Regions from separate parts of the Mus musculus genome. Here all the other regions are linked to region 2. Evidence: chromatin loops called from intact Hi-C (ENCODE). Cell type or tissue: left cerebral cortex. All regions are shown on one strand.

Region 1 (8,000 bases), 270 kb before region 2:
TATGTGTTCTTGTTTACTAAAGGGATAGAATTGGATCTGCACTAATGATTGAAACAGCGAGAAACCCCGCATGTCCTAAGGTGAGTGAAGTCTCTTAGGCAGAGCATCGCAGAGTCTGGGAAAAACATGTATTGTGAGAGACAGTCTTGTGAACTTCTTGTAATAGATGTTATTGCTTCCTTATCTATTAGGTCATTCTATTAAAATACAGGATGTAATTACTAGATAGTTTGAAATAAAAGTAATAGAAGTTTAAAAAAATTAATCGGGACTGAAAATATAGAATATTTTATCATTATTTTAACAAAATCTAGTCGAGTTAAGGAAAATTAAAGTATTTTTCTATCTTAGATTTTCAAAGGTAAGTTTTATATGTAAAATCAACAGGGTTAATTAATATACAAATGGAATCCTAATTTTTAAAAATTGAGTCATTTAGGTATGCCTCTATGTAGTTCGTCTTATTTGTTTGAAACTTCACAATCTGAAATTGTTTTAGCTTTGTGTTAACAATAATTGTTTGCTTGAGGATTATAATTGATGTGCCTAGAAATCCCACATGGCTTATAGTTACTATTGAATGGCAAGCTATTAGGATGCGAAATCAAGATATCACTCCTTCTGCTAGTCTTTGTAACTTCATCACTTTTTATTTTTGTAGTTGTCTTTTTTTTTTATTATTGGATATTTCCTTTATTTACATTTCAAATGTTATCCTCTTTCCTGTTCCCCCCCAAACCCCCTAGCCCAACACCCCTCCCCCTGCTTCTAAGAGGGTGTTTCCCCCACCCACTCACGCCTCCCTGCCCTTGAATTCACCAACACTGGGGCATCAAGCCTTCACAGGACCAAGGGCCTTGACTCCCATTGATGCCCAACAAGGCCATCCTCTGCTACATATGCAGCTGGAGCCATGGGTCCCTCCATGTGTACTCTGGTTGGTGGTTTAGTCCCTGGGAGATCTGGGGTACTAGTTGGTTGATAATGTTGTTCTTACCATGGGGTTGCAAACCCCTTCAGCTCCTTCAGTCCTTTCTCTAACTCCTCTACTGGGGACCCCATGCTCAGTCCAATGGTTGGCTGGCAGCATTCACCTCTGTATTTGTCAGGCTCTGGCAGAGCCTTTCAGGAGACAGCTATATCAGGCTGCTGTCAGCAAGCACTTGTTGGCATCCACAATAGTGTCTGGGTTTGGTGACTGTATATGGGATGGATCCCCAGGTAGGGCAGTCTCTGGATGGCCTTTCCTTCAGTCTGTGCTCCATACTTTGTCTCCATATTTGCTCCCATGAGTATTTAACTTCATCACTTTTATCCCTTCATGTTTGTGACTGCTATACATATGCCTTTGTGATAGCACTGAATTTGTGCATAATAATACTAAGGCTTTATTAGAATCACAGTGCTTTAAAAGTGTATAGAAACAAAGATGATTTATTTAAGTGCACTGTATTTGTTAATCTTTAGTGGCTGTATTTCTGATAATATTGTATTATTATGTTAAAAGTAAGCTAGACAGTTACATGGGACCACAGGGCTGTGAATTATCTTCTTAATGTGACTGTTAAGTAAATAATCTCACAAATGAAGTAGTCCTGAAATGGGTGCTGTGGACCAAACTAGCAGTTCTCTGAAAGCATACATTTCAAGGGATGTAAGGAAGGCTACTTTGTGAGACCTCATTGTGAAGGCTAGTAAGTAGGAGCATTCCTGGCAAAAGGACAAAGAAAGTGGTCTATGCAGGGCTCAAAGAGAATTCCAGGAACTGTAAGCTTTCCCAGAGACTAGCCCAAAGATCTGAGGGCAGCAACTGGAATGAGACTGGAATAGTAGGCAGATTACATCACACAGTGCTCCTGAAGGCCACAACAAAGAGATGACTTCATTCCTTGGGAGAGGACCTAGGATGTACCCTACCTACCCCTCTGGTTTGTTCTTCTAGATTACTGGGCCTCTGTTTTTGTTTGAATACTTGTTTACAAATTATGGGAAGTTGTTAACTTTGGGTAAAAGAATAGATGTGAAATCTTGAGCCATTTGCAAAGGTTTTTTTTTTGTTGTTGTTGTAATAGAGCAGACAGCTATCGTTAGGAGTCTAATTTTTTAAGATTTATTTATTATATGTAAGTACACTGTAGTTGTCTTCAGACACACCAGAAGAGGGCATCCAATCACATTACAGATGGTTGTGAGCCACCATGTGGTTGCTGGGATTTGAACTCAGGACCTCCAGAAGAACAGTCAGTGCTCTTAACCACTGAGCCATCTCTCCAGCCCTTGATAGGATTCTTAATCCTCTTTTTTTCTGTATCTTAGTTACAGAAAGACCCTCTGGATTTTAGTGAATGGCCAGCTGGTATCCATAGATGACAAAGAGTCATGAAGTCTAGAAATCTAGGATAGGACCTTTGTTTATTAAATGACAAAACAAACAGGACCATGACTGGGTTTGACACAGAACAGGAAAACTTAGGCCTGTCATTTGAAAGCTTTGAGAATTTGTGCAGGACTATGCTGTGACTTTACTAAAATCATATTTCCTCATTCTTTTATTTTATTGCAAATAGATTCTTTTCTCATATAATATATCCTGACTACAATTTTCCCTCCCTCTGTTCCCTGTCCCTTTCCATCTCCCCTTCCCATCTCCCCTTCCCTTCAGATCCACTCCTTTTTTTATCTCTCATTAGAAAACAGCAGGCTTCTAAGAGAAGACAGCCAAGCATGGCAAAATAAAATATAAGACAAAGCAAAGCCCAACACGTTGAAGCTGAACAGGGCATCCCAACAGAAGGAAAAGTGCCCCGAGAGTAGGCATAGGGATTTGAGACCCACTTGTTCAGGAACTTAAAAGGAGTCCCATGAAAATACTAAACTGAAAGCTATAATGTATATGCATAGGACCCAGTGCAGATCTGTGCAAGACCTGTGCTTTTTGCTTCAGCCTCTGAGTTTATATGAGCCTTGCTCAGTTGATTCAAAGGGTCTTAGTCTCCTAGTATGCTTCATCCCCTCTGGCTCTTGTACTTTTCCACCCAGTTGCTGCTCTAGTTGGTGATAAGACCTACAAGAATGGAGCCAGTAAATAAGATAGAATAAAGTCTCACTCAAGAACCGCCTTTATGAAAAAAAAAGGAAAGAAAAGAAAGAAAGAACCTTCTTTATTCAGAGCATCTTAACCACCATTTCCTGAGGGTTAAGGAAAGTCACCTGGGTGAAGTTTTTTGTGAGTTCAAGCTGTATATAATCCTAAGCTGCAGGTGAAAATATGTTTTCCTATACAGATAATATAAACAAATGAGGAATTGCCACTTGTAATGAGTAATCTGAAGTAAACTATCATATCCACTACATCAGGGAGGAGCACATTCCGAGAACAGCCCATCTTGGGGAGGAACATAGATTACAAGACTTTTGTCTTGTTTATTTACTTGGAGTTTTCTTATAAGGGCTCAGAAATCCTCTCACACAGCCTCATTCAAGAACTTGTTCCAATGTGTCTCCTCTTCTGAGGGGTTCCCTCAGCTCTAAGGGGAGGGATTTGATGAAGACATCTCATTTAGAGCTGTGTGCTCCAATGACTCTCACTCTACATAATGACTAGCTATGAGTCTCCTGTCTCCTGTCTCCTGTCTGTCTCCTGTCTCCTGTCTGTCTCCTGTCTCTTGTCTCCTGTCTCCTGTCTCTTGTAGGGGGAAGCCTCTCTGCTGTAGAGTGAATAAGGCATGGATCTATGCGGATAGCAAAGTATTGGGATTATTTTATTGATACTTTTTCTTTTATACCAGAAGTGCTTTGTTTTACCCTAGGTTTTTGGACTATCTAATTTCAGGTTCTTGGTCACCCAGGCAGTATTGGATATGGGTTCTGTCTTGTGGAGTGGGCCTTAAGTCAAATCAGACATTGGTCGGCTGCTCCCACAAGTTCTGTGCCACCATTATGATAGCATATCTTGCAGGGAGAACAGATTGTAGGTCAGAGGTTTAATAGCTAGGTTTGTGTTTATGTTTCTTTTGGAAGCCAGTAGAATAACTTCCTGTACCAAAGACAATAGAATGTAGAACTGAAGATTCCTTATAGGCACCAGCTCCATTGCTCCATGGTCAGTGTGTTGTGTGCGTGTTGTCCTCAGCAGTGTCACTGGCTGTCAGTTCGTGGAGAGCAACCTCTTATCTTAGCAATAGTCTGGGTCTGTTTGGGGATTTCAATGGGACCCCCTTGGCCAACAGGTTAATTGAATGCAACCTAGTCCTTTTACTGGAAGCCTTGTTGGTGACAAGAGATGGCCAGTTGGGAGTCTGTATCCTCCATTATTAGGAGACTTCATTAGGATTGCTTCACATGTTTTAGGAAGTTTCTACTGCACTGTGTTTCCATATCATCACTTAAGTGCCCCTTAATTTCATCTGTTTCTCCTGCATTTCCTCCTTCAACACTATCTCCCCTCCCCTGCCCTACTTTATCCTTCCATTTCCTCTCCCACCCACCCACCCACCCCCTGTGTACCTATAAAATCTGTTCTATTTCCCACTCCTAGGGAGACCCATCTGTTCCCTCTTGGTCCCTCCCCCTATACCTAACCTTCTAGGGTTTGTGGAATATAGGTTGGTTATCATTTATTTATGACTAATACCCACATACATGTGTGAATATGTAACCATATATATCTTTCAGCGTCTGGGTTACCTCACTCAGGATGTTTTCTTTCTAGTTCCGTTCATTTGCCTGCAAAACTCTCTTTCTCTCTCTCTCTCTCTCTCTCTCTCTCTCTCTCTCTCTCTCTTTTTTTTAACTGTTGAGTAACATTCCATTGTGTAAATGTACCCCATTTTCTTTATCCATTCTTCTATTGAGGGACATTAGGTGGTTTCCAGTTTCTGGCTGTTATAATAGAGCAGCAGTGAACATGGTTAATCAGGGATCTTTGTGGTAGAATAAAACATCCTTTGGGTGTATGTCCAAGAGTGATGTAGCTGAGTCATGAGGTAGATGGAGCCCCAGTTTTCTGAGCAATCTTTATAGTGGCTGTACTAGTCTGCACTCCCACCCGCTATGGAATGTTCTCCTGATTCCACATCTTTGTAAGCATGAGTGTCACTTGTGTTATTGACCTTAGTCATTGTGGTAAGTGTAAGATGGAATCTCAAAATATTTTCAAAGCACATGAAATTATTTTGTAAATTACATTTAAAATACTGCATTTGTTGAATTCTAAGAATAAATTGTCAACACTATTATATCAGTTATGACTTTAGAAATGTGTCTTTCTGAATCGTCTTAAATAAAATCATATATTCAAATGCATCTTCTATTACTGTTCTCATCTAATATATCTCAAACTTGTGTCAAACCTTCTTTTTTATCTTTTTCTTCTCCTATAACACACATGTAGTTTTCTGTAAGTATTTTTGTGTTTGCACATTGTTCTTGTTGTTTTGTAGATATATATCACTAAATAGCATTCAGTTGGCCATGGTACTTCACACTGTAACTGCAGCACTTAGGAGATTTAAGCAGGAGAATTGCACAAGTTCCAAGGCCAGCGAAGGTTTTATGATGAGTTTTAGGCCAAGTAGGACTACAGAATGAGGCTCCTTGCATTTAACAAATAAATAATAATAGATAGTATTCAGTTTTTTTTTAAATATAGATATTTATGGTTAATGGTCATATTTTTTGCTTACTTTTTAACTCTCTAGGTAGCTGCTATAAGTACCATAGTAAACAGAGGACAAACACCAAAAGCTTTTGTGTTCAGAAACTATGGTCATTTTCCTGGCACCAACTCTCACTATTTAGGAGGCTGTCAGTATAAAATGTGGCAGGCCATTAGAGCCTCATCAGCTGCTCCAGGCTACTTTGCAGAGTACGCGCTGGGGAGTGATCTTCATCAAGTAAGTCATCCGTGCGACTCCTTAGACTCTTTAAATGTTTCAGTCAGCATGAAGGCAAATCGGGTTATGTGGGAGGGATCTGACAGAGGAATGGAAAGGAGGAAATTATATTCAAATCTCAACATTCTTTTTCAAAGTTTTTTTTTTTAAGGTCAGAATTTACTTATTGTTACTAAACTTCACAAGGATGAACAAAGGGAATTTCTAGTGTGAGTGCTTGTTAGACTGTTATTTGAGGAAGTTTGGTCAATGTGTGTGTGCTGGGGGTTGGGGGGAAGTCGGGTGTAAAGTAGAACAGAGTCCAGAACTAGACCTATGTGCACATGAGCTATATGGATAGTACTTTTGTGGAACGAGCTAATGCATGTGTGTATAGTACATGTGAACAATCGGTGAGTACCAGCGGTTAACCTAATTAAGTGTCTTTGCTTTCCAGCTTGTTTGTTGAGAAAAGGTCTTTCATAGAACCCAAAGCTGACCAATTGACTAGACTGGCTGGTCAGTAGGCCCCACCAATCTGCCTATCTCTACCCTCCAGTGCTGAGGTTACAAATACAATGTGTGCCACCACAATAGGTGCTTGGTATCTGAACTCAGGTTCTGTTACTTGAATAGCCGGCGCTTTATCCACTAAAGTATCTTCACAGCCCCAAGGATACTCTTCTTGACAAATTGGTTTGAAATATATACTATACTATTGTTGCCTGCAGAAGGGTGGTCCTCTTTCTGCCTCTCCCACACTCTCTCCAAACCTCACAGCTTATACCAAGAACATTTAGTGGATTCTAATTTTCACTTAAACCTCACAAATTATACCAACAATATTCAGTAGTAGTAACTGAATGTTGTAGTTTAAAGTGTAAAACATTTAGAAGAGCAGTGTTATATGATCTAGGGTTAAGTAGATTCCTAACATTTTTTTTTAAAAAAGTTACTGTCCATCCACAAAAGTCACTGGTACAGCAGACTTTATCAAAATTAGAAACTTTTGCTACTCAGAGGTACTCTCAGAAACTCAAAAGCTAAGTGACACACAGTAACAAATCAAACATCTACAATGGGAATACGTGGGAACTATAAAGGGGCCCAAGGGAAGAGGGGGAGGATAGCCATGTCCCGCCAGAGTTCCACCTATGCTCGGACAGGCGGATGCTTTCCACTCAGCCCGGGGTGGGCATCCCAGCCTTTGACCCACTCCTCAGGGGGTGGACAAGGGGCAGCCCCCAAAACCAAAAGGTGTCCTGGGGTACACCCTGTAGCCCAGGGTTATGGGAGAGAGGGCTGAGGGAAGAGAGGTTCCCACGCATGTGAGAATGAGCGCAGCCTTGATGAGCAGAGACTGTTTATGTTTTTAGAGCTTTATTATAGAAAGGCAGGGGGAAAGAGAGAAGATAGAAAAGAGGGAGGGGAGGAAAGGCTAGAGAGAGTAAGAGAGATAGGAGAGTAGTGTAAGAGCAAGAGAACAATGGAGTGAGGGGGTGAGAGAGAGAGCAAGGAGGGGCCAAACAGCCCCTTTTAAAGTGAGCTGCTATCTTTTCTGTTGCTAGGTAACTGGGGAGGAGTTTAGCCTGAAGGTCAGAAGCTTGGGACATTGCCTATGTGAGTTCTAGCCATGCTTCTCTTGGGGGCGTGGGGGCGGTAACTTAAGCAGGAGCCAGAGTTCCAGGATCTCATAGGTGAATTATCACCATTCTGGGGTTCAGACCTCAGCTCAACTGGAAACCAGATTGTCTGTGTGTAGCCAAATGCCCCACAGGAATATATATGGAAGTCATATAGGAAGAAGGCTATGTAGTTACTTAAAATATCTTCAACCAGATGTATGTCCCTAGATTTTAAGCTCCATATACAATATAGTAATGAAATAGATTTAAATATTATTGTATGATTCATTCTGTTACAGTTTGGCTGTAATTTTAAATACTTCCTTATTTTTATAGTATTCAACCCCGATTGAGATTCAGTGTTTTTTACAGCATATTCTATCAGCGTATTTTACATTTTTGAATTCTTTAAAATCATGTTGCTACTGATAGACACTTAGAATAGAGGTTCTCAACCTTCTTAATGCTGTGACCCTTTAATACAGTTCCTCATGTTGTGACC
Region 2 (8,000 bases):
CATTACAAGTATGTGGTGGTTTGGCTTTGTGGCTGGTAAACCCAATGGCTACTCCCGAATCAGCATCTCTAGCAATTGTATGATGTACTGCCGTAATTCCTTGCAAATGCATTCATTGGCATTTTCTTCATCACTGGTGTTAGAACCAAAGATGCTCTTCAGAGATAGAGCCATTCCTGGTTAGAGCTTTTGGTTCAACTAATTAATTCCTGACAGTGTTAATGAAGCAAGCACACTATGATTTGTGTTTAAGATCTATAAGCATCACCTTCTAAGTCTCCACTGTCCTAGTTAGGGTATTGCTGTGATGAAACACCATGACCAAAAGCAACTTGGGGATGAAAGGGTTTCTTTTTTTTGCAGTTCTACATCACTGTTCATCATAGGAGGAAGGCAGAACAGAAACTCAAACAAGGCAGGAACTTGGAGGCACAATCTCCTACAGAGGCCACGGAGGGCTTCTGCTTGCATCTTTATTAAGACAATTCCCTATAGGCTTGCCTACAGCAGGGCTTCATGGAGGCCTTTTCTCAACTGAGGCTCCTTTCTTTCTGATGACACTAGCTGTGTCAAGTTCACATAGAAATACCCAGCATAGACACAGGAGATGAATCTCAAAATAAATATTTAATCCGCTGCTTCTTATGGTGATAATGTCCAGTCTAAATATTGGGAAACTGACCTTTTCCGACCCACAGTTTGTAACAGAGCTGCTTATAGACAATAGGTCCTCATCTTAGCATAGGTGCTTTTCTTCCCATTGCTCTTTGCCATGAAAGGACACATTCCAAAGTGTCAACTCCTCTCTTTGATGACATCAGTGGAGCAGAAAAAAAATCAGATGAGAGATCAAAGCATTTGAATAAAAAACCATGTATTAACTCAGGATATGATGGGCTTCAAAGCTTGATGCAGAGTATTCCACAGTGTGTGTGGATCCTATTTGGCTATATATGCCTCACTGGTAGGCATGTAGCTTGTCATTAGGTTGCTTCAACTGAAACTCATGCAGCAATGTGGATTCTTTTGCATGTGTCTTTACAACTCATGGGTGATCACATTTGTGCAAAATCAATTGCTTGAAGTACCATTCCTCAAAGACTGTGTATGTTAAAAACTTTTAGGTAGTCCCGATTGTCCTGCATACAAGTGTATCAATTTACACGTCCCAGGAGGTCTGAGAATGTGTCACACTCAACAAAAGATGTTAAATATTTGATTGCTGTCAATCTTCCTAGTGAAAAACTGCTTCGTAGCTGTATTCACGGTAGTTACTTCTTTATGACAACAATTGAACATTGTTTCATATATTTAAAATTCCCATTAGAATATGTGGATTAGGTCTATCTAAGCAGTTTTAACTAAGCTGAGCTCAGCATGATAGGAGAAAATGCCAAATATTTCATGAACTTCAGTATTGAACTCAGAATGTCCTAACAGGATATTTTTTTTCTTGTAAAAATCACTCTTGTCTGGCTACTCTTACTTGCTACAAGGTATTTCTGGCAATGTGTCTCTATGTTGACTGAATTCATTGTGTTGGGTTTGTGTTGTGTGTGCTGTTGTGGCCAGAATTCATCATTGAGTATGAAGATGCAATGCATGATGCAGGGCTGTGGCGCCACCAGGCTGAAGTTTCTGGAACACAGACCACAGCCCAACTGAAGCTGTCTCCCTATGTGAACTACTCCTTCCGTGTCATGGCAGAGAACAGCATTGGGAGAAGTATGCCGAGCGAGGCATCCGAGCAGTATCTTACAAAAGCCGCAGGTAAGGCTGGAATGAATGGAGTCGACATGAAATGGGAGGGGTTTCCATGCCTTCTGGAGAGCTGAAGCTTGCTCATGTGGGACTGCTTCATTTTTTAGAACCAGATCAGAATCCCATGGCTGTGGAAGGACTAGGGACAGAGCCGGACAACTTGGTGATTACATGGAAGGTGAGCCATGAAGCCTTCCGTTTGCCTCCACCTTTTTTATACTGAGCAGAAAAGGTTGCTTTTGAATAACACCTGCGTTCGTATTCCTTTTGACCCAATTTGGGAAAAAAAAACTTACCTGTATTTAGAAGGGAACTTTGTATAGTAATTAAATAGTTCTATTTCGGTGACCAAAATGGACAGGTGAGAGTCCCAGCTTTGGAATTTGTTGCCAAGTATCTGTCAGTCATCTGTATGATGGGAATAGGAACACAGCTGCTTAAGACTGAAGGAACTAATGTATGTGAAATGCTTAGCATTATGCCTCACACGAATATATGCTGAAAAATGCTAGCTCGCCATTATTATCATCAGAAAGACCATTTGGAATATATGTATCAAGCTATTCCCAGTAGCCAAATTGTTATTACAATCATTCTTACTTACATTATCTGTGGTTTAGATCTGAAAAGTTAGGAACTAAAAATTGAAATTTTATTTGCATAATGATAAAACTTTAGATCTATGCATACACATACATGCTATATGCATATTTATATTCACATATGATAGAGTAGACAGACCCAAATCTTTAACAGAAAAATAGATTGTAAGTTTCCATCTCTCGGTGGACAATGATGAGCTATGACACAAACAGGGATATATAAAGTAAATCTAGATAGCTAAAATGTTTTAAGAGTCACCCACACTTACGACGGAGCCAGTCTTTGAAGGTTTGTGTGTTATTTACTACTTTAGAATTGTGATTTGCAACCTTTGATGCAGAGAATCCGACTCTGGATCTCATCACAATTGAGAGAAGGGAAGAGGTCCCTGGAGACGTGGGCATTTAAGAGCTTAGATTTTAGTGTTTCAGCATTCTCTTACTTGAATCTAGGAACTGGACTTGCTATTCCTGTAAAAGGCTGTACAGTCATTCTGTTTGGCTTTTCTCATAGCCCCTGAATGGTTTTCAATCGAATGGGCCTGGCCTCCAGTACAAAGTGAGCTGGCGCCAGAAAGATGGTGACGATGAGTGGACGTCTGTGGTTGTGGCCAATGTATCCAAATACATTGTTTCTGGCACACCAACCTTTGTCCCATACCTGATAAAAGTTCAAGCTCTGAATGATGTGGGGTTTGCACCAGAGCCAGCTGCAGTCATGGGGCATTCTGGAGAAGACCGTAAGTGTCCCCTGCCTATTCCATTCTACTCTTGTCTAGATGGACAGAGCTCCCAAGGTATAAACTGAGGCTAGTTCCAGAGGTACTCAAGTTAGCAAGCAAGAGGTAATAATCATTTTGCTTATTTCTCTGCATTTGTACAGCCTACTATGTGAAAAATAGCGACTCAGTGCCAGGGAAATAGCTTGGTGGCAGAGCACTTTCCTACCACCTGAGGTTCTGGATTCCAAATCCAGAGCTTGAGGGTGGGGGTGGAGGGAAGTGAAAGTTTGCAGTATCAAAGTTGCTTTCATAAAACCAGATGAATGAATAATGAAGTGCCAAAAGGACAAGACTCTCTGATATAGTGTAGAATGTGCTTCAAGCCAAAGTTATTGAATGTTGTGACATTTATTTTTTGCATGAAATAGAAAAATAACAACTATTTGAATCACCTCCATCCTTTCTCGTCCTCTTCCTAGTTCCAATGGTGGCTCCTGGAAATGTTCGCGTCAGCGTGGTGAACAGTACGCTGGCAGAGGTGCACTGGGACCCAGTTCCTCCCAAGAGTGTCCGAGGACACTTACAAGGCTACCGGGTAGGTGAAGGGAAACACTTTGTGTTCTTTACTTAGTAGCAGGGCCATGGTGAGGACCACTCGCCACATATAGCATTTTAGGTTGAAATGATGTGGTTTGTCCGTGTTTGCATTTAGGACTTCACAAGATTATTTTCTCACTGCTCCCAGTCACACCCAAAGAACCCAGCTACAATTGACTTGAATTCTCACTTTAAAAAAAAAACAACGTGATAAAACGATGTTTCCTCTGTATTTCACAGGTTTCCCACCTTTTTAGAACCTTCTGATGACTGGACAGTATATGTGAAATAAGGCAGACAGATTTTTTTTAAGAATTAAAATGTAACCATTTGCACCTAGTTTAACAATAATGAGAACACTAATAAATCAGATTATACTTTAAGACTCTATAGTACATAACTGAGTCATCCTTATGATCATTAATTATATTTATTTAAAAAAACCCACAGAAACATTATTTGCTAGAGATATTTTTATTCATATAGCCAAAAAAACCCCACGATCACTTACATCACTACTTCGGTTTGACACTGACCCCTAGAGGATTCTTTATGTACTGCACTGTACTCCCTTTTTTTCCCCCCAATAGTGACCAGACTCTGCATATGCTAATTTATCTTGGAAAACTGCCTTTAAATTCCTAAGAAACCGTCAAGAAAATGTAATATACAAAAAAAACTCACATTTTGACCAAAGTTAGGCAACACCTTTTTATCTTTCTAAAATCTGTGCCTAAAATGTAAAAGTACTTTTGATGAGATGGTAGTGTGACTTAATAAACTAACCTGAGACCTGCAGTACAGGGTCATTATAGCTTTGGAAGAATCCCTCACTAGCCCATGAGCTCAGTGATACTACAAAAAGAGTAATAATAAAAGCCTCCCTAGGGTGAGGATTCAATTAACCCAACAAGAACATATAAACAATGGGCAGCAAAATTTATACAAGTAAAATTCTGGAATATTTATTATGGTTATTTTTTTTATTCTGGAAATAAGAGAACCAAGTGAATCGCATTCTCTTTCACTCATTTCTTTTATCGTCCTCCAACACAATAAGAAAGCACAGCTTTATTGTGTGGACCTAAGTTTTGTTATTTTCTGTGGGCTTCTGTCTCACTTGCTAAGAACCAGTATCCATTAGTTTTACTAATATTCATGTAAAACGCACCAAGATATTTATCTGAAAATCAGCATTTCAACTTAAAAAAGCGTTATGTGTGCTCACACCCTTTGTGCACTCCTACAAGTCCATAGGATGAGTGAGAAGGGAGAGGCCCGACCACAGTGAATGTGTAGAGGCAAGAGAGCAGCTTTGTGGAGTTGGTTATCTCTTCCTCCTTTTACGTGAGTTCCAGAATCTAACAGGTTTGGCTAATGGCTTTCATAGCAAGGGCCATTACCGGCTGGGTCCCCTTGCTACCCCCAGTGTTCTGGTTTTAGTAAGCATGGTTATATTGACATCCTGTGCGTCTCTGACTTTGGTTCTTGCCACTTCAGATTTACTACTGGAAGACCCAGAGCTCCTCTAAAAGAAACAGGCGCCACATTGAGAAGAAGATCCTCACCTTCCAGGGCACCAAGACTCACGGCATGCTGCCAGGGCTGCAGCCATACAGTCACTATGCCCTCAACGTCCGAGTGGTCAACGGGAAAGGGGAGGGCCCAGCCAGCACGGACAGAGGCTTCCATACACCGGAGGGAGGTAAGGAATGGGTGCATCCCTGGGATCAAGGAGCGTGTGGAACATCCTGAAAGGGTTTGCACTACAGCAGGCCCTCCATGGAGAGAATCCTCTAGAAGCAAACTGCATGATTAGAAATGATCACAGCACACACGAAAACTGGAGAAATGTCACCCACACATGACTGGAAGCCACACATAAAACTTCAGAGTGCAGAAAGCTGTCTCCAGATAACCTTTTCCCCCTTAAAAATTTCCTTTTCACTTAGGGTATCTGAAACATTGCTAATGTAGTGTGGGAGTCACCAGCTTTCTGAGCCAAGTCACATTCCGTATCTTCTTTAAGTGTCAATAGCTCCCTCTGGAAAGTGTGAGCGATGGGAGGAAGAAGTAAGAAAATACCCACAAAGGAAGATATTTCAGTCAGTTGGAACTGACTCACATGCCTTCATGATTTTTTGTATCGTATAAAGTTGTACTGATTTAGAATGCTCCAAGTCTTACATCAGGTGTGATAGAGTCTGCAATCCCACCCAGCACTTAAGATGCTGAGGCAGAAGGATTCTTTCCACTGTAATCTCTCATCAGTAAGATACCCTTTAGATAGCTCAAGGGGCCATAGAAGAGATAAATGGGATTAAGGACTGAAAGCGGGGAGGAGAATAGTTTGTCTGAAGCCACAAAGCTATTAAAAAAGCATCCTTCTACCAAATGCAAGTTGTTTAGCCAGGATGAGAAAAGAAATATGGCAATGGGAGAGGACCCACATCATGCATGATCTTGGATGCTATGGATACTAACTTGTGGGGCAGAAGCTCTTAGTCTGCAGGCTGTGGTGGTCCCTTCAGGATCTGCTGAGACATTTAAAGAATATCACGAACCTTCTGCAACAACACAATCATGCAACAGGTCAACATCTTTTAAAAGAAAAGAGACCTATGATCTTTGGAAGTTAAGAACCAATTAGGTTAAAGTTTAGAAGCCTGTGACAGACATGATTGAAGGCCCTGACGAAGACAGGAGGAAGACAAAAGCAGAAGGGTGAAGGAATGTATAAGGATGAGAAAAGTGTTCGTTGCCAAGACGTAGCATCCCAGGAGATGGGAAAAACACAAACTCCGAATTGATTGTCTGGTTTCCAGCTAGAGTGAAGGAGCAATGGTGGTGGTGTTAATTGGTTTCTAGGGAATATGGCAGAAAGGCAGCATCCTGATGGAGATCAGCACCAAGCCTCTTAAAGATGGAAATGGAAGACTAGACCCACTTCCTCTGATAATTTGCCAGCCTCTGTCCGGGAGACCTGAAGCCCTTGAGCCTCCTGCACCCTGGGGTAGGGGTGAGCCAACATATGGGGCTCTTGGCTTTCAGTTTCAGATCCTGAGAAGCTGTGAGCTCTTGGGATAGGCACAGCTCAGGCTTTGGGCAACCCAAAGCCCATCAGGGACTTTGTGGAGACTGGGACTATGTGGAGACACTTGGTTTGTTGGGGAGCCTGGGTAGGAGGACAGTATTTAGTGTGTCAGAACACAGTTGCTCCCTCTGAAAGGCCTGCTTAGGATGGCCTCCTTTAGTAACCCATTTGCCTTTATAAATTGTGTTAAGTGCTGCCTGCTTTAAAATAGTTTGAGTCCCTATAAAGGCAGTCTATGTATTTTGAAAAGATGATTTTAGTGAATTAAAATGGAAGTGGTATTAAAGAAAAGATAAGAGAAGAAAGGAAATAAATTTCTGCTACATATTTGTGATAATGTACTTTTTAGCTGAAGCAAAAACTAAGCTGAAAATCAAACTTCAGATCAATTGTGTAAATAGAAGTGTGTTTACTTTGAAATGTTTTTTTAAAAATGTGTTGACTGTTTGTTCTTATTAAAAGTCCCTAGTGCTCCCTCATCTTTGAAAATTGTTAATCCCACACTGGACTCCCTCACTTTGGAATGGGACCCCCCAAGCCACCCAAATGGCATCCTGACTGAGTACATCTTACAATATCAGCCAAGTAAGTCACCTCGATAAGGAAATGTTGGATTTTCAGCAAGCTCCTGTTGTAAAATGCAAGCTGGTTCTTTCAAAATATTTATATGCACCTTCTAGTAATATTCCAGAAAGAACTTCAGAGCACGCCTGTTATGAAAAACTAATGCATATGTTATTGAAAATTAAGGTATATTTAGGGTAATGTAGGTTGTTAAGTGTAGTCCTGAAAGGAGGGGTGTCCTATCATTAGGCTAGGAGACTATTATTTAGCAACAAAAATTAAAGACGAAGTTTCTTGGCCACAGGATACCAAGAGACATGTTTGGAGTTATTAACATTATCAAACTCCATCAGCAAAGACAAAATGAAAACTGCTATTGTAATTTAACTGTAAAATTTCCCTAGTGTGGAAGCCAATAGGGAAAAATATTTCACTTGTTTATATTATACTATAGGTTACATTTTACTACTTAAATGGTAATTGGTATATTAACCAATGCACAAGAAGAATTGTAAAACACTTGTATGGTGGGGAGGACAATTTTGGTTGAAGAAATGATTTACAATAATATTCCTATGACAGCTAATTAATGGGTAATGTGCTTGTTTGTCATTTCTCATTGACAGTTAACAGCACACATGAGCTAGGCCCTCTGGTAGA
Region 3 (8,000 bases), 280 kb before region 2:
ATTTTAATTTTTAAACTTATATATATGCATGTGTGTTATATAAGTAGGTGTATGTACATGGAAGTAAAGTTGCCTGTGGAAGCCAGAAGAGGTCATTGGCTCACCTAGAGCTAGAGATACACATGGTTGGGAACTACCAGATATGGATGCTATGACCAAAACTGAATCTTTGCAAGAGCAGTACATGTTTTTAACCACTGAGCCATCTCTCCAGCCTCCTAGCTTGGCTATTATTTTTCTTCCTTCCTGGTTTGACATAAATAACAAAAGATCTTTTTTCTCAATGTAGGAAAAAATTATTCCATATTTATTACGGCTGAGACAAGTTAAGGATGAAACTCTTCAGGCTGCAGTTAGAGAAATTTTGGCTTTAATTGGTTATGTAGATCCAGTGAAAGGCAGAGGAATCCGAATCCTCACCATTGATGGTGGAGGAACAAGGTAAGTCTGGCAAAAATGGTTTTTAAGACTACAGGTTTCATTGATCTTTAGAGAGTTTAAAGAAAATGGTTTAATATAGTTATTAATGGTTTAATATAGTTTTAAAAGTAAAACATGAAGCCACTTTTATTTATGACTTAATCTTTTATTTATTTATTTACTTATTTTAAAGATTTATTTATTATTATATGTAAGTACACAGTAGCTGTCTTCAGATGCACCAGAAGAGGGCATCAGATCTCATTACGGATGGTTGTGAGCCACCATGTGGTTGCTGGGATTTGAACTCAGGACCTTTGGAAGAGCAGTCGGTGCTCTTAACTACTGAGCCATCTCTCCAGCCCCACCCTCCAGAACTTGATAGTAAGACCCGTGTTGGAGACACCATACATTTTGATCACAAGACATGGACAAATGAAGTCTGAATTAATTTGGAGTTTCCTCACTGCTGGCTAGATTTTATGGAGCCAGAAGGTGCTATGCAGGCTGCTGTGGAAAAAAGCCAGTCATGTTCTTACACAAGGATGAACCCTGTGAGCTGCAAGGAACCCATCTTGCAAGATACGCACATTGGTGCACAGGCTTGCTAGCAGCTTCCTGGTTGGGCTATAGGCTTTTAACACAGGAGGACACTCATGCCTGGTACTGTAAACTGGGCTAACAAGTCATGACTAAGGAGGTCATAGGCCCCAGGGTAGAATTTACTATTGTTCTCCTAAATGCAAATAGTATCGAACTGCCTTCTAAATACTTGTAATTTGTAGATTAGTGAAGTGTTCAGCCTATGACAGTCACCACTTTATGCAGTGGACTGCAGCTAATATAGAGATGCACAACCAGTGAAGCGCGTGGTTACATAGAATACCTCACACCTAGACCAAGAATTCTGGTTTTTATTCTGTATGTATCAGTACTAGTTACATAGTGCTAGTCATACACTACCAACTTAACTCTGTATATTAGTCTGAATTCATTTATAAATATTCTTTGTTGGTTTCTTTATTTAAAGTTACTTCATTCCCTATTCGTATAGGTACTTAGAAAAGTTTTGGAAGGAAAGAGAAAAGACAATCAATCCATAAATCAAAACTTAAATATTTTGATTTATTTTCCTCAAGTATTTTTCTTGTATATATATGTATTCATATTTAATTCCTTTGCAAAAGGTGATAGATGTCATATTGTTAAATCTATTTTGACAGCACCATGTTTTAATTCTTCATGTCTTACCTGGAATTATAATATAGCAGCCATTGTCTCACAGCTCCTGAAATACACATTGCTTATCTCAGCTTTAAAAAAAAAAAGTCATGTTGGGTGTGGTAGTGCAATACCTTTAATTCCAGCACTTGAGAGGCCAAGGCAGGGGTATCTCTCTGATTTCAAGTCACTCAAGACTATATAGTGAGTCTATGTCTCAACAGAAAAGGAAGTGAGCAAGTGAGCGAACAAAAGTCAACACTTGGTATCCCACTACAATCTAAACATTTTTTTAATGACCTCCATTAGCCCCATCAAGGTACAATTTGAAACTTTTCATTGTCTTGTAGTACTGACCTACCCCTCATCATGTATTGGGAACTGAACTTGTCATTGTTTTTTAGAATTGTCAACGTATGTGATATCCAAGTAAGCGGAGACCCCCTAGACTGCTTTTACATTCTCCATTCTCATTTGGTAATAGTAAAGCTATTTATTTACTATTATCTCAAGAGTAAGTTATTTACCACCTTTAGTAAAGATCCAGAAATGAACAAAGTGTCAGTAATATTAACTCATACACTCTTAATGTAGAGATGATTCTAAATTTATTGTTTTAAAAACTGAAATATTAAAGAAGATAGCTTGAAAATCAGACCAGTGAAACATAAATACAAATACATGGAATTATAGGAGACCAGCTATATTAATAAAAGAAGAAAATAGTTGATAGTATTTCAGAACCACTGAGGATGGTTTATTAAAGAGCTTTACAGAATTGAGGTTTTCAAAATATATCTAATATTCTCATATCTTTATATTATTTAAAAACAGTGCTACAAATGTATAAGTACATTGTCATTGTATGGGCTTTGTGTTAGCATTTTGAAGTGATCCTAAAATTTGGTCAGATGATTTTTATTGGTGCTAGTTTGAATTATTTTCATGTCAGTATATAAGCTGTAAAAATTTTTAGAATTGTTTTATTATTCATCTTCAATCTCCCTTGAAAGAGAAATTATCAATTTGCTCTCTGTTCACAGAGGTGTGGTTGCTCTCCAGACTCTGAGGAAGTTGGTTGAACTTACTCAGAAGCCGATTCATCAGCTTTTTGATTACATCTGTGGAGTAAGCACAGGTAATGACCATCATGTGAATGGGCGTGTGTGCCACCAGTGGATCACGGACCAAGAACATGCAGCACAGGCTTGAGGCCATGGAGCGTCTCTGAGACGATGGACAGTAATGTCACAACTCTACTGATGAGTAATTGTTTATATGATCAGCTTTTAAAACTGATTAGAGTTTAAATATGTAACTTTTTAAGTTTAAGCATTTAAAATGACTTATTTTTTATTATATTTTCAACTAGTTGCATTGGCAAGGAATAATTACTAATTACTGATTTTGGACATAGTCACTTGTAAGGGGATGGTGGTGGAAGGTTGCAGTGGTAGGTGATTAGATGGTGCTTGAGCTAATAGGAAATTAAAGGTGCTAAAAAGTTCTATTTGTCTGTAAGGAATAGCAATGAATCATTTTTTCCTATATTATTTGGTGATTTGAAAGGAGAGCTTAAAGTGACAAATGTGTCTTTGGTTTTAAATAGCTACTTTTAAATTTTACTAGTGGGTATATGTATGGGGAAAAAAAACAAAAGCAATTCCAAGTTCAGTTCAGATCAGATTCACAAAATAGACAAATGAGATCTACCTCCAGATAGATGGAGAGCTGCAAAATTCCTGTAAAGAAAGAAGCAGCAGGCAGCTAGGCATGGTGGCATATGTGTTTACTCTCAGCACTCTTTATGTGCTAAGGCAGGACAAACGTGAGTTCGAGGCCTGCTTGGGCTCCATTGATTTCTTTTAATATATTAGAATTTATTGTGACTCTTAAAATAGGAAAAGACTCTGAATACTTGTCAAAGAGACATTTCCTAAGGATAGTATTATTTGTGGGCTTGTTTGTTTTGAAACATTATTCTACCCTTTTCTGTTAAATTTGGAGTGATCCTGGGAGTTGAAACACCTAATGGTAGCTTCGTGTTGGTGTTGAGTGACTACAGTAGAGCCCCACAAACCAGTTCCCAGTCATGATCTTGTATAACATGTAGGGTTTCTGTGTCTGTGACATTGCTTTCCACTATGCTTTTTTACTTATAAGTGCTTCATAATTTATCTTCATTTTCCCATTTTGTTTATTACTAAATTGGTTTATAATTATGGTTTTTATGATGTCAACAAGCACCTATTTAGTTTAAGGGTAGTGTCCTTACTTAATAAAATTAATTCTTTTTTAAGTATCTGTTTATCTTTATAGAAGTTCTTTTTGAAAATAAAGGCACTTTGCTAGCACCCCGGAGACAGAGACAGGAGGATCTCTGTGAGTTTGATGCCAGCCTGGTATACACAGCAAACTCAGACAGCCAGGGCTACATAGAGAAGACCCGCTCCTCACCATCATCTGCCCTCAAAAAGGCATTTAATTTTTTTTTTTAGCAAATTATTTGTTTATTAGGATTATTCTCCAAGTTAAAATATTCTCCAAGTTTATATAGTTTAATCCACAATATTGCATTTTTATGTTTTCAGCTATTTAATCTTTTACTGGAATGATTCCAATTCCAATATGATACGCTTTACAGGGGGCTGGAGAGATGGCTTGGGGATTAAGAGAACACTGCTGAATTTCTTCAGGACCAGGTTCAATTCACAGCCATCTGTAACTCCAGTTCCAGGAAATTCAGTGCTCTTTTCTGCACATGTGGTGTTTAGACATAAATGTATTCAGAACACTCATAAACATAAGATATAAACTTTAAAAATTAAAAATCCTTTAAACTACATTGTTGCTTATTTCTTTACATGTTAAGTAGGTCTTTACCTACTGTCTTGCTGACTCCTCATCCCCTAAAACCCCATTTTCCTCTTAGTTAGGAGTGAGACAAGTACAACCACTAGGTGGCAGTGTGTCCCACCAATTACAACTGGTATGTGAAATCAGCTATTTAAAGGACATCCTAGAATATTTAATTTCTTTCATCACATTGATCCTAGGACCAAACTGAAAGCCAACTTATTTAATGAGTTGCCAAATACACAGTATTCTTTTAGTAAAACATGGTTTTAATTCCCATGACATCTTATATATAATTTAATTTAGTGTAAAATTTATACCCACTTCACAGAAGGGAAAACTTGGAACTCTGAGAATTGTTTTGTCCCAAGTTCAGTTAGAAAGTATCAGAGCCTACATGGTCCATCCTTTTATCTCAGCTCCAAACTTTGTCTCTGTAACTCCTTCCAAGGGTGTTTTGTTCCCACTTCTAAGAAGGGGCATAGTGTTCACACTTCAGTATTCATTTTTCTTGAGTTTCATGTGTTTAGGAAATTGTATCTTATATCTTGGGTATCTTAGGTTTTGGGCTAATATCCACTTATCAGTGAGTACATATTGTGTGAGTTCCTTTGTGAATGTGTTACCTCACTCAGGATGATGCCCTCCAGGTCCATCCATTTGGCTAGGAATTTCATAAATTCATTCTTTTTAATAGCTGAGTAGTACTCCATTGTGTAGATGTACCACATTTTCTGTATCCATTCCTCTGTTGAGGGGCATCTGGGTTCCTTCCAGCTTCTGGCTATTATAAATAAGGCTGCTATGAACATAGTGGAGCATGTGTCCTTCTTACCAGTTGGGGCATCTTCTGGATATATGCCCAGGAGAGGTATTGCTGGATCCTCCGGTAGTACTATATCCAGTTTTCTGAGGAACCGCCAGACTGATTTCCATAGTGGTTGTACAAGCCTGCAATCCCACCAACAATGGAGGAGTGTTCCTCTTTCTCCACATCCACGCCAGCATCTGCTGTCACCTGAATTTTTGATCTTAGCCATTCTGACTGGTGTGAGGTGGAATCTCAGGGTTGTTTTGATTTGCATTTCCCTGATGATTAAGGATGTTGAGCATTTTTTCAGGTGCTTCTCTGCCATTCGGTATTCCTCAGGTGAGAATTCTTTGTTCAGTTCTGAGCCCCATTTTTTTAATGGGGTTATTTGATTTTCTGAAGTCCACCTTCTTGAGTTCTTTATATATGTTGGATATTAGTCCCCTATCTGATTTAGGATAGGTAAAGATCCTTTCCCAATCTGTTGGTGGTCTTTTTGTCTTATTGACGGTGTCTTTTGCCTTGCAGAAATTTTGGAGTTTCATTAGGTCCCATTTGTCAATTCTCGATCTTACAGAGCAAGCCATTGCTGTTCTATTCAGGAATTTTTCCCCTGTACCCATATCTTCAAGGCTTTTCCCCACTTTCTCCTCTATAAGTTTCAGTGTCTCTGGTTTTATGTGAAGTTCCTTGATCCACTTAGATTTGACCTTAGTACAAGGAGATAAGTATGGATCGATTCGCATTCTTCTACACGATAACAACCAGTTGTGCCAGCACCAATTGTTGAAAATGCTGTCTTTCTTCCACTGGATGGTTTTAGCTCCCTTGTCGAAGATCAAGTGACCATAGGTGTGTGGGTTCATTTCTGGGTCTTCAATTCTATTCCATTGGTCTACTTGTCTGTCTCTATACCAGTACCATGCAGTTTTTATCACAATTGCCCTGTAGTAAAGCTTTAGGTCAGGCATGGTGATTCCACCAGAGGTTCTTTTATCCTTGAGAAGAGTTTTTGCTATCCTAGGTTTTTTGTTATTCCAGATGAATTTGCAAATTGCTCCTTCTAATTCGTTGAAGAATTGAGTTGGAATTTTGATGGGGATTGCATTGAATCTGTAGATTGCTTTTGGCAAGATAGCCATTTTTACAATGTTGATCCTGCCAATCCATGAGCATGGGAGATCTTTCCATCTTCTGAGATCTTCTTTAATTTCTTTCTTCAGAGACTTGAAGTTTTTATCATACAGATCTTTTACTTCCTTAGTTAGAGTCACGCCGAGATATTTTATATTATTTGTGACTATTGAGAAGGGTGTTGTTTCCCTAATTTCTTTCTCATCCTGTTTATTCTTTGTGTAGAGAAAGGCCATTGACTTGTTTGAGTTAATTTTATATCCAGCTACTTCACCGAAGCTGTTTATCAGGTTTAGGAGTTCTCTGGTGGAATTTTTAGGGTCACTTATATATACTATCATATCATCTGCAAAAAGTGATATTTTGACTTCCTCTTTTCCAATTTGAATCCCCTTGATCTCCTTTTGTTGTCGAATTGCTCTGGCTAATACTTCAAGTACTATGTTGAAAAGGTAGGGAGAAAGTGGGCAACCTTGTCTAGTCCCTGATTTTAGTGGGATTGCTTCCAGCTTCTCTCCATTTACTTTGATGTTGGCTACTGGTTTGCTGTAGATTGCTTTTATTATGTTTAGGTATGGGCCTTGAATTCCTGATCTTTCCAAAACTTTTATCATGAATGGGTGTTGGATCTTGTCAAATGCTTTTTCTGCATCTAACGAGATGATCATGTGGTTTTTGTCTTTGAGTTTGTTTATATAATGGATTACATTGATGGATTTTCGTATATTAAACCATCCCTGCATCCCTGGAATAAAACCTACTTGGTCAGGATGGATGATTTCTTTAATGTGTTCTTGGATTCGGTTAGCGAGAATTTTATTAAGGATTTTTGCATCGATATTCATAAAAGAAATTGGTCTGAAGTTCTCTATCTTTGTTGGGTCTTTCTGTGGTTTAGGTATCAGAGTAATAGTGGCTTCATAAAATGAGTTGGGTAGAGTACCTTCTACTTCTATCTTGTGAAATAGTTTGGATCCATCCCATAATCAGCTTCCAAATGCTGACACCATTGCATACACTAGCAAGATTATGCTGAAAGGACCCTGATATAGCTGTCTCTTGTCAGAGTATGCCTGGGCCTAGCAAACATAGAAGTGGATGCTCACAGTCGGCTATTGGATGGATCACATGGCCCCCAATGAAGGAGCTAGAGAAAGTACCAAAGAAGCTAAAGGGATCTGCAACCCTATAGGTGGAACAACATTATGAACTAACCAGTACCCCGGAGCTCTTGACTCTAGCTGCATATGCATCAAAAGATGGCCTAGTTGGCCATCACTGGAAAGAGAGGCCCATTGGACATGCAAACTTTATATGCCCCAGTACAGGGGAACGCCAGGGCCATAAAAGGGGAGTGGGTGGGTAGGGGAGAGGGGGTGGGTGGCTATGGGGGACTTTTGGTATAGCATTGCAAATGTAAACGAGCGAAATACCTAATAAAAAATGGAAAAAAAAAAAAAAAAAAAAGAAAGTATCAGAGCTAGAATTTCAGCAGGTTGCTTGTCTCAGAGCCATGTGTAAATTGTAAGAGCAGTCACATCACTAATGATAAAAACTA

What was found. Hi-C counts contacts between places; a loop is a spot of excess contacts. Peaks named below come from ENCODE experiments on the same cell type or tissue, not always from the same donor. Only the 100,000 strongest peaks of a DNase experiment are listed, where the experiment ranks them.
Region 1: it touches region 2 in a loop (2.8-fold over the local background); 4 of 42 quality-filtered maps call a loop at or near these places.
Region 3: it touches region 2 in a loop (4-fold over the local background); 3 of 42 quality-filtered maps call a loop at or near these places.

Annotation. Positions count from the first base shown.
Region 1 is chr12:44,299,212-44,307,211 of GRCm38, forward strand. Pnpla8 (patatin-like phospholipase domain containing 8) reads left to right here. Exons shown (of 10, transcript NM_026164.2): 7 at 23-80; 8 at 5,700-5,894. Among named protein-coding and RNA genes, the nearest start is that of Nrcam, 26 kb to the right of the region's middle. In left cerebral cortex, no CTCF peak of the experiment used is centred here; DNase peaks (open chromatin) are centred at 4,522, 4,989 and 5,921.
Region 2 is chr12:44,568,638-44,576,637 of GRCm38, forward strand. Nrcam (neuronal cell adhesion molecule) reads left to right here. Exons shown (of 31, transcript NM_176930.4): 19 at 1-8; 20 at 1,573-1,770; 21 at 1,869-1,939; 22 at 2,878-3,103; 23 at 3,565-3,680; 24 at 5,183-5,387; 25 at 7,239-7,361; 26 at 7,967-8,000. Among named protein-coding and RNA genes, the nearest start is that of Nrcam, 240 kb to the left of the region's middle. In left cerebral cortex, CTCF peaks have their summits at 1,630 and 4,221; DNase peaks (open chromatin) are centred at 1,619, 4,239 and 5,710; H3K27ac peaks cover 448 bases.
Region 3 is chr12:44,287,882-44,295,881 of GRCm38, forward strand. It overlaps Pnpla8 (patatin-like phospholipase domain containing 8), which reads left to right. Exons shown (of 10, transcript NM_026164.2): 4 at 290-441; 5 at 2,685-2,779. Among named protein-coding and RNA genes, the nearest start is that of Pnpla8, 23 kb to the left of the region's middle. In left cerebral cortex, a CTCF peak has its summit at 4,583 (motif pointing right); a DNase peak (open chromatin) is centred at 4,597.